3 separate regions of the Homo sapiens genome follow, and all the other regions are linked to region 1. A link is a loop called in an ENCODE intact Hi-C map of the cell type or tissue named here. Cell type or tissue: Caco-2. All regions are shown on one strand.

Region 1 (2,500 bases):
TACCAAGAAAAAAATCAGTCTAAGGAAATGCAAATGAAATTATTTATTTGTTTTCGAGACAGGGCCTTGTTCTGTCACCCAGGGTAGAATACAGTGGCACGATCTCAGCTTACTGCAACCTCTGCCTCCTGGGCTCAAGTGATCCTCCCACCTCAGCCTCCCAAAGTGCTGAGATTACAGATGTGAGCCATCACCCTCAGCCTAATTTATTATTTTTTAAAAAAAGAAAAAGACTGGGCGTGGTGTTTCACGCCTATAATCCCAGCACTTTGGGAAGCCAAGGCAGGTGGATTGCCTGAGGTCAGGAGTTCGGGACCAGCCTGTCTAACATGGTGAAACCTCATCTCTACTAAAAGTACAGAAATTAACCCAGTGTGGTGGTGGGCACCTGTAGTCCCAGCTACTTGGGAGGCTGAGATAGGAGAATCACTTGAATCTGGGAGGCAGAGGTTGCAGTGAGCCAAGATCATGCCACTGCACTCCAGCCTGGGTGACAGAGCAAGACTCCATCTCAAAAAAAAAAAAAAAAGAAAAGAAGAAAGAAGGAAGAAGGAGAGGGAGAAGAAGAAGGAAGAGGAGGAGGAAAGGAAGAAAGAAAGAAAGAAAGAAAGAAAGAAAGAAAGAAAGAAAGAAAGAAGAAAAAGAAAGGAAGGAAAGGAAGGAAGGAAGGAAAGGAAGAAAGGAAGGAAAAGAACGAAAGAAAGAAAGAAAGAAGGAAAAGATGATCATCCCCAGGCCCAGTAGGAAGCTTCTTTGTTTCTGGGGCTTCCTGGTCTAATACCACATTTCCCCAGCACCCAAGCCAGAAGATGTATTGTGGTCCATCCCTAGAAGGGAGATTTTCCAGAGGTTTTCAGAAGCACTGCAGAGTACATTTGACTAAAACTACCTATGCACTGAACCCGGTCCCAGAGTGGTAATCCATTATATAGTGAAGCTGTAGGGAAAGGAACAATTACCTTGACTCCTCAAAAATACATAGTTGATAAGCAGCAAGCTGATGATGACATAGTTCTAAGCTCTCCCACATTAACCAATGGACCCACAGGCATTGGAGAAAAAAATAAACAAACAAACCACTGAGCTCCCTCTGCAGGTCCCTGAGAGTAATAACTGGCCACCTTTCCATTCTTGGGTTCCTTGAAAAAATAGAAGATGGTAGTCAGCAGAAACTACAATTACTTTAAAATAAAATGAAATGTGCTGAAACCAAAAAAGAAGAAAAAAGCCAACAACTTTCTGTTGTGCATTTTATAGTAGCAGAGCAAAATGCAGTATTTTAAACAAGTATGTAAAATAGAAACCGTCCTGGTAATTTCAGTTTCATGAAAAAATTCAGCAGCATGAATAAAATAGCATTACCAATTAAAGTGTAAATCCAGGCTGCAAGTTATGATTTCCAGCTCCAATGTAGAGAAGCCTCCCTCACATTTTGAAGCTGCTCTCATGAAAAAGGAATTGGTCAAAGATGACAGGAGCACATAGAAATCTATTTTCCCCCTTGCACCTGTGAATTTCAGTCTGCTCTTTGATAATACTGCGCCATTCTCCTCATGACTAAAACGAGAATGGGCTAGATCATTTTTGAGGTTCCTTTAAGCTCTAAGAAGGAACAAACATGTGAGAGCCATCATAGGTATCTGTCACCAAAGTGTATGTTAAAGAGAGGACGGTTTCTATCTCCAAGTTGGTGTAGAGGGTATAATCAGAAGACCTAGGGTCAAGTTCCATCTCTGCCATAACTCTTGGTGAGATTTTGAGTGAGTCACCTCTCTCAGTGTCAGTCTACTCATCTGTAAAAATAAGAACACTGGGGCCAGGCACGGTGGCTCATGCCTGTAATCTCAGCACTTTGGGAGGCCAAGGTAGGCGGATCACCTGAGGTCAGGAGCTCGAGACCAGCCTGGCCAACATGGTGAAACCCCGTCTCTACTAAAATACAAAAATTAGCCAGACATGATGGCAGGTGCCTGTCGTCCCAGCTACTCAGGAGGCTGAGGCAGGAGGATCCCTTGAATCCGGGAGGTGGAGGTTGCAGTGAGCCGAGACCGCGCCACTGCACTCCAGCCTGGGTGACAGAGCAAGACCCTGTCTGAAAAAGAAAAAGAATACTGAAAACAGTCACTCAGCATTTTGGGAAGCCCAGGTGGGAGGATGAGCTCAGCCTGGGCAACATAGTAAGACCCCCATTTCTTACCAAAAAAAAAAAAGTAGATGAGTAAACATAATGGAAAAAAAAACTCTATAGTAGCAATAAAAAAAGATAAACAATCTAAGAACAAACCTAACAGGAAATGGGCATGATTTATATGAAGAAAACTTTAAACACACTACTGAGAGAAACAAAAAAATGTAAACAAATGGGAGGGTACATCACGTTTGCAGGAAGACAAAACATCACGTAGATGTTAATTCTTTCTAAATTCATCTATTAATTTAATACAATCCCAATAAAAATACCAACCAGGTTTTGTTGGAAATTGGCAGATTCTAAAGTTCA
Region 2 (2,500 bases), 170 kb before region 1:
AAAGCCACTGGAATTATTCCAACTGGCCAATCCTAGGCTCTTTCCCTTGTCTCTCCTTGCCTTTCCTGTGAAAATCCCAGTAATGGCTGTGGCCAAGGCCTTCTCACTCCTTTCTGCCTCCTGATCAGCACTGGTGCTTACCCCAGGCTTTGCATGGCCTGAGGTGCCTCTTGTTTATAGGGCAACTGTGAGTAACTTTAATCTTTGCTTTCAATAGCATTGGCCTCTCAGATGTCACTTAGTCACCTTTATAAATTATGACCCAGGCACAAATCAGTTTTTCCGTTGACCACAGCCTGGCACCATACCTTTGGACAGGTAGATGAAACATGTCTGTTGAATAGAATTTTTGAATACCTCTGAAGTGGAAATGGTCGCTTCGGCTCACATTGTGGAAATCCAGAGTGGGGAATCTTCACCATAGGAGTGGGGGCCAAAGCATTAGCTGAGGACTGGGGCTGACCAAAGGAGTGAGGCAAAATGACCAGAATGGCCAGGCACAGTGGCTCATACCTGTAATCCCAACATTTTGGGAGGATGAGGCAGGAGGATTGCTTGAGCCCAGAAGTTCAAGACCAGTCTGGGCAACATAGCAAGACCCCCATCTCTACAGAAAATTTACAAAAAAAAAAAAAAAAAAAAAATTAGCCACTGCTAATTTTGAAGCAGGAGAATGGCCTCAACCTGGGAGGCAGAGGTTGCAGTGAGCTGAGATCACACCACTGCACTCCAGCCTGGGCGACAGAGCGAGACTCCGTCTCAAATAAACAACAACAACCCCCCCCCCCAAAAAAAAACACTGTATTAATTCTTTAATATATAAAATCCACCACAACCCCATATTTAGATGTGCCTGCAAGCGTGGTGGCACGCACCTGTAGTCCCAGCTCCTCAAGAGGCCAAGGCAGGAGGATCGCTTGAGCCCGGGAAGTCAAGGTTGCAGTGAACTGTGATTGCACCAATGCACTCCAGCCTGGGCAACAGAGGGAGACCCTGTCTGAAGAAAAACAAAATGGCCAGAAAACGTTAGAAAATATCTAGGCTTTCTTGAATTCTTTGTCAATTTGTTTTAAATCTGTTGGGAGTTTTATGTTTGCTTTTTCTGTGTTCTAACTTAAACCCAGCTAACCACCCCAGAACTCATTGGTTAGCCTCTTATGGACCTGAATGACATGTATATCAAGCAGATGGCATGCTATTTGTGTGTTTTGTTTAATCCCACAAAAATCAAAACTTCTACAGCAAATCAATCAAATCGTGCAAATAAGAGCGACTACAGAGGATAATTAGTGGTTTGGAGGAAGGCCACCCATAAACATGAAATATAAGTCCGAGAAAAGAAAATAAATCAAATGAAAGTCAGCTTATCAGCCACAGTTGAAAAATAACTGTGAAAATCCAAAGCCAGTGTCTTATCTAGCTGGAACAATTGGTCAGTGTCTCTGAGGCCCTGGTAACTGTTGCAATGTTTCCTTTCTCTGACCCCCTCCCTCCCTGAACTGATAATTTAGTGCATTTTTCCCAGTCAGCGCTGATAAGATCCAGCAGGATGTCCTGTGTCGTCTGCACATACCATCCCTCGAGGCTCTATCCTTGCGTGGGTACCCACGGCAACTTCCTTGTAAAAGAATGAATTGAGCACCATTTTCAAGTCAGCAGGGAACTACGTGCACTTTTTAGTTTTCGCAAATTAGTGGGTGTATGAATTATTTGTCCGCATCTTTTTACAGTCTTCCATATAGTTCTGGATGCCTGGAATGTGTATTAGAACTTTTGTTGAAACCACCAAATACCTGGAGGTTACTGTAACTAACTGGTCACAGATGTAGCATTAAATCCACCCCAACTTTTTTCCCTCCAGCTACAGCATATGCCGGAGCCACAGTTTTATACATCTTGGAACAAACGCTATTCAGAAACAAAACCAATACCTTTTTAAAAGCAGTACTACCTTATTTGGGGTCAGGGGCTACCTATTTATTTTCCAGGGGCCTGTTTATCAGTAGGCACATCTAAATATGGAGTTATGGTGGATTTTATATGTTAAAGTATTAATACAGTGTTTTTGTTGTTGTTGTTGTTGTTTGTTTGTTTGTTTTGAGACGGAGTCTCGCTTTATCGCTCAGGTTGAAGTGCAGTGGTGTGATCTTGGATCACTGCAACCTCCCCCTCCCGAGTTCAAGCAATTATCCTGCTCAGCCTCCCAAGTAGCTGGGATTACAGACATGCGCCACCACGTCTGGCTAATTTTTGTGTTTTTAGTAGAGATGGGGTTTCACCATATTGGCCAGGCTAGTCTTGAACTCCTGGCCTCAAGTGATCCATCTGCCTCGGCCTCCCAAAGTGCTGGGATTACAGGCATAAGCCACCACGCCCCAGCCTAAAGTATTAATAAAAATGTAGAAAAACATTTCCTAGTTCTTCTAATTCTTTGCTGTGACCTCACATGACAAATTGTCCTAATATCATCATTATTGTTGTTTTTACTTTCCCTAGCTCT
Region 3 (2,500 bases), 210 kb before region 1:
GAGCCCGGCCTGGCCCCTTGTGGTGGCCTTCAATTCCTCGGCGTCCTCCTGGGAGTCGGCATTCCTGAAGCTCAGGACTCTCATCCGTGACACTGAGCTCACCTCTTTCATTCTCATCAGGCGGTCAGGGTCTGCTCTCCTAGGCGGGGAGGCCAGTTTCTCTTGTAAACTTTCAATCACTTTGGAAGGGCTTCTAAGTCTCTTTTCAGAGCCTGCCACACTTGGGGTTCTTTCTACAAAATGGAATAAAGTGGACCTGAAGGGTGGTTTTGTTTCCACATCCTTTTGTTCGAAGAACTTGGACTCCAAGGGGCTGGGCTCAGGCTCAGGGACAGGGTCTGTGCTGGTGACAACCCCGTCCACATCTGAGTGCTCAAAAGCCTGAGGAGCCCGCCTGGCACTGTCCCTGTCCCCTACAAAGAGAGGGCTCTTGGTCCAGCCGCACTTCCTCCTGCCATAAAAGGCATCAGTGGACACCCTGGGGACATCTGCCGGTGCTGGGCGAGATAGCAACTCTTCCTGGGGGGACTCTGGGGTGCAGGCACTTGCATCGGGCTCAGCAGGCTGGTTCTGTCCCGCTCTCCGGATGCCCGGCAGGAGGGACTCCACCGCCACCTCAATGCCCAGGATCCTTGCAGCCCTGGCTTGCAAGGACTCACCTGGGGGGATTTCTATTGTGCTTGCTTCACCCAAAGACCCCTCTAGCTCACTGGCACCCTGTTCTTGCCCAGGGGTGAGCCCCACAGACCGTAAGTCTGGAGCTGAGAGCCCTCGGTTCTTGTTAGACAGGGACAGTGGGAGCCCTGCCCCCCTCTCTCCACCACTGTCAAACTTCCGAGGGACCGCTTCACTTGGTTTCACAGAGCTGAAAGCACTGGTGATTTTCGGACTTTCCTGGGGCTCCCTAGGTTCAGCTGGATAGGACGCGGGCAGTGGTTTTGCGTCACTTGATCTTGAAGACATTCTCGTCACAGGAAATGGGCTACCTGCCAGCTCGTCCATTCCGTTGCTAACCTCCAGGTGTCTCTTCTCTGCACTCGTGCTTCCATCTGCTGAGCAGAAAGGTGCACCGCCACCTTCTTCCACGCGAAAGCGGCCCGGGGATGGAGGCCAGGCACGTGGGTGGCCAGGCTGCAGCTCCTCACTCCAGCTCTCAGACTTACTCTCACCTCTTCCCGACCTACACACAGGGCTCTCCGGCACCCACATCCTCGGCTGTGGCTCAACCCTCATTTCCGGGCTGTTTCCGCGGAAGCCCACATCCTCCTGTCTGCAGTGAGCACGGTTCTCCTGCTGCGGCTCCGCCTCACTCTCCTCACTGCTGCTGCTGCTGCTGCTGCTGCTACTGCTGCTTTCTTCCTCTTCCTGGAGCTCCTTGTTAAAACTTTCTAACTGACTGATCAAATCCCAGGGACGACGGCTGACCGGTTTCAGGAGAAACTGCCCAAAGAGTTGTTTACTGTTGCAAGGGCCCGTGGGCTCCCCCTTCACCACCTCCCGCTTAGGCCCAGGGTGGGCTCCAAGCCCGTGGACATCCACGCAGGGCTGACTTCGGCCTGCTTTTGGCGTCGGTGCCTGGTCCACGGACAAGGAAGTCCTTGAGAACGCACTGTTGCTGGATGGGCTGAGGGACCTGTGACCTTTCAGGTTACGGGCACTTGGCCTCTGTTTGTGATCACCGGTAGGGAATGCTGTGTGCGTCTGAGCTTCGGAGGCAGCAGGGTCTGAACATTTTGGACTCAATGCTGCACGACTCGGCCCTCCCAGCTTTGCACCAGGGAGCAGCTGCGAACTTTGGGGCTCCTCGGAGAAACTGGTTTGTGTTTGCTGATCTCTGTACCGGTGCCCTGGCCAAGAGCCAGAATGCTTGAGTTCTCTGTGCTTTGTAAGGTGGATGAAACTGAGGTCATTTGTTTGTCTGTCTTCTTCTGGTTCCCCTAGATCTTGTTTTTGGAACTCCGTTCTCCCACCCATGCTTCCTGTGAGGGCCTGCAGCTCCAGGTCGGTGGAAGACATGCTCAGCAGACTCTGTTCTTGCAGAGCCGGGCTCTTATCAGACCCATTCTTTTGATCAGCACTGGGCTTTAAGTCATTGTTGTCCATATCTCTATCTGGCAGATGTGATTCTGATTTCACTGGGATAGAAACCAAGCAAAATATAGTCTCGTTCATTTTTTTCTTTGAACTTTTCTTGGTCCGAGTCCCAGTTTGGAACTTTTTGAGCTTGGTTTGAGTTTCGCAGGTGCTCTCGCCCTGTGAGTAAGGGGAGGAAACTTGTCTTCCAGTGTGCCCGTGCTGGCTGCCTCTCACATCAGGCCACTGTCCCCTTGCCACACAGCGGTCTCTCTGGTTGGGGAGGCCACTGTTTTCCCCATCCCCGGGGGGCTGGCCCCACAGCCACCGGGGGCTGGAATCGGCCAAGACCAGGCCTCTCTCATCCCCCGACGGGGGTATTAAGCTCTGTGGATTCCAAATGGCACCATCAGGCTGCATTCCTCCA

What was found. Hi-C counts contacts between places; a loop is a spot of excess contacts. Peaks named below come from ENCODE experiments on the same cell type or tissue, not always from the same donor. Only the 100,000 strongest peaks of a DNase experiment are listed, where the experiment ranks them.
Region 2: a loop joins it to region 1, with 10 times the contacts of the local background. A loop is called at or near these places in 6 of 110 quality-filtered maps.
Region 3: it touches region 1 in a loop (12-fold over the local background); 5 of 110 quality-filtered maps call a loop at or near these places.

What each region holds. Positions count from the first base shown.
Region 1 is chr10:30,240,227-30,242,726 of GRCh38, forward strand. No RefSeq gene overlaps it. Among named protein-coding and RNA genes, the nearest start is that of MTPAP, 110 kb to the right of the region's middle. In Caco-2, a CTCF peak has its summit at 1,092 (motif pointing left); a DNase peak (open chromatin) is centred at 1,085.
Region 2 is chr10:30,068,825-30,071,324 of GRCh38, forward strand. All of the region lies in intron 1 of LOC101929256 (a long non-coding RNA gene), which reads left to right. It also overlaps a transcript of JCAD not described here. Among named protein-coding and RNA genes, the nearest start is that of JCAD, 10 kb to the left of the region's middle. In Caco-2, no CTCF peak of the experiment used is centred here; a DNase peak (open chromatin) is centred at 1,487.
Region 3 is chr10:30,026,254-30,028,753 of GRCh38, forward strand. JCAD (junctional cadherin 5 associated) reads right to left here. Exons shown (of 4, transcript NM_020848.4): 3 at 1-2,500. Among named protein-coding and RNA genes, the nearest start is that of JCAD, 32 kb to the right of the region's middle. RefSeq lists enhancers at 1,086-1,145, 1,326-1,395, 2,114-2,500. In Caco-2, no CTCF peak of the experiment used is centred here; a DNase peak (open chromatin) is centred at 1,043.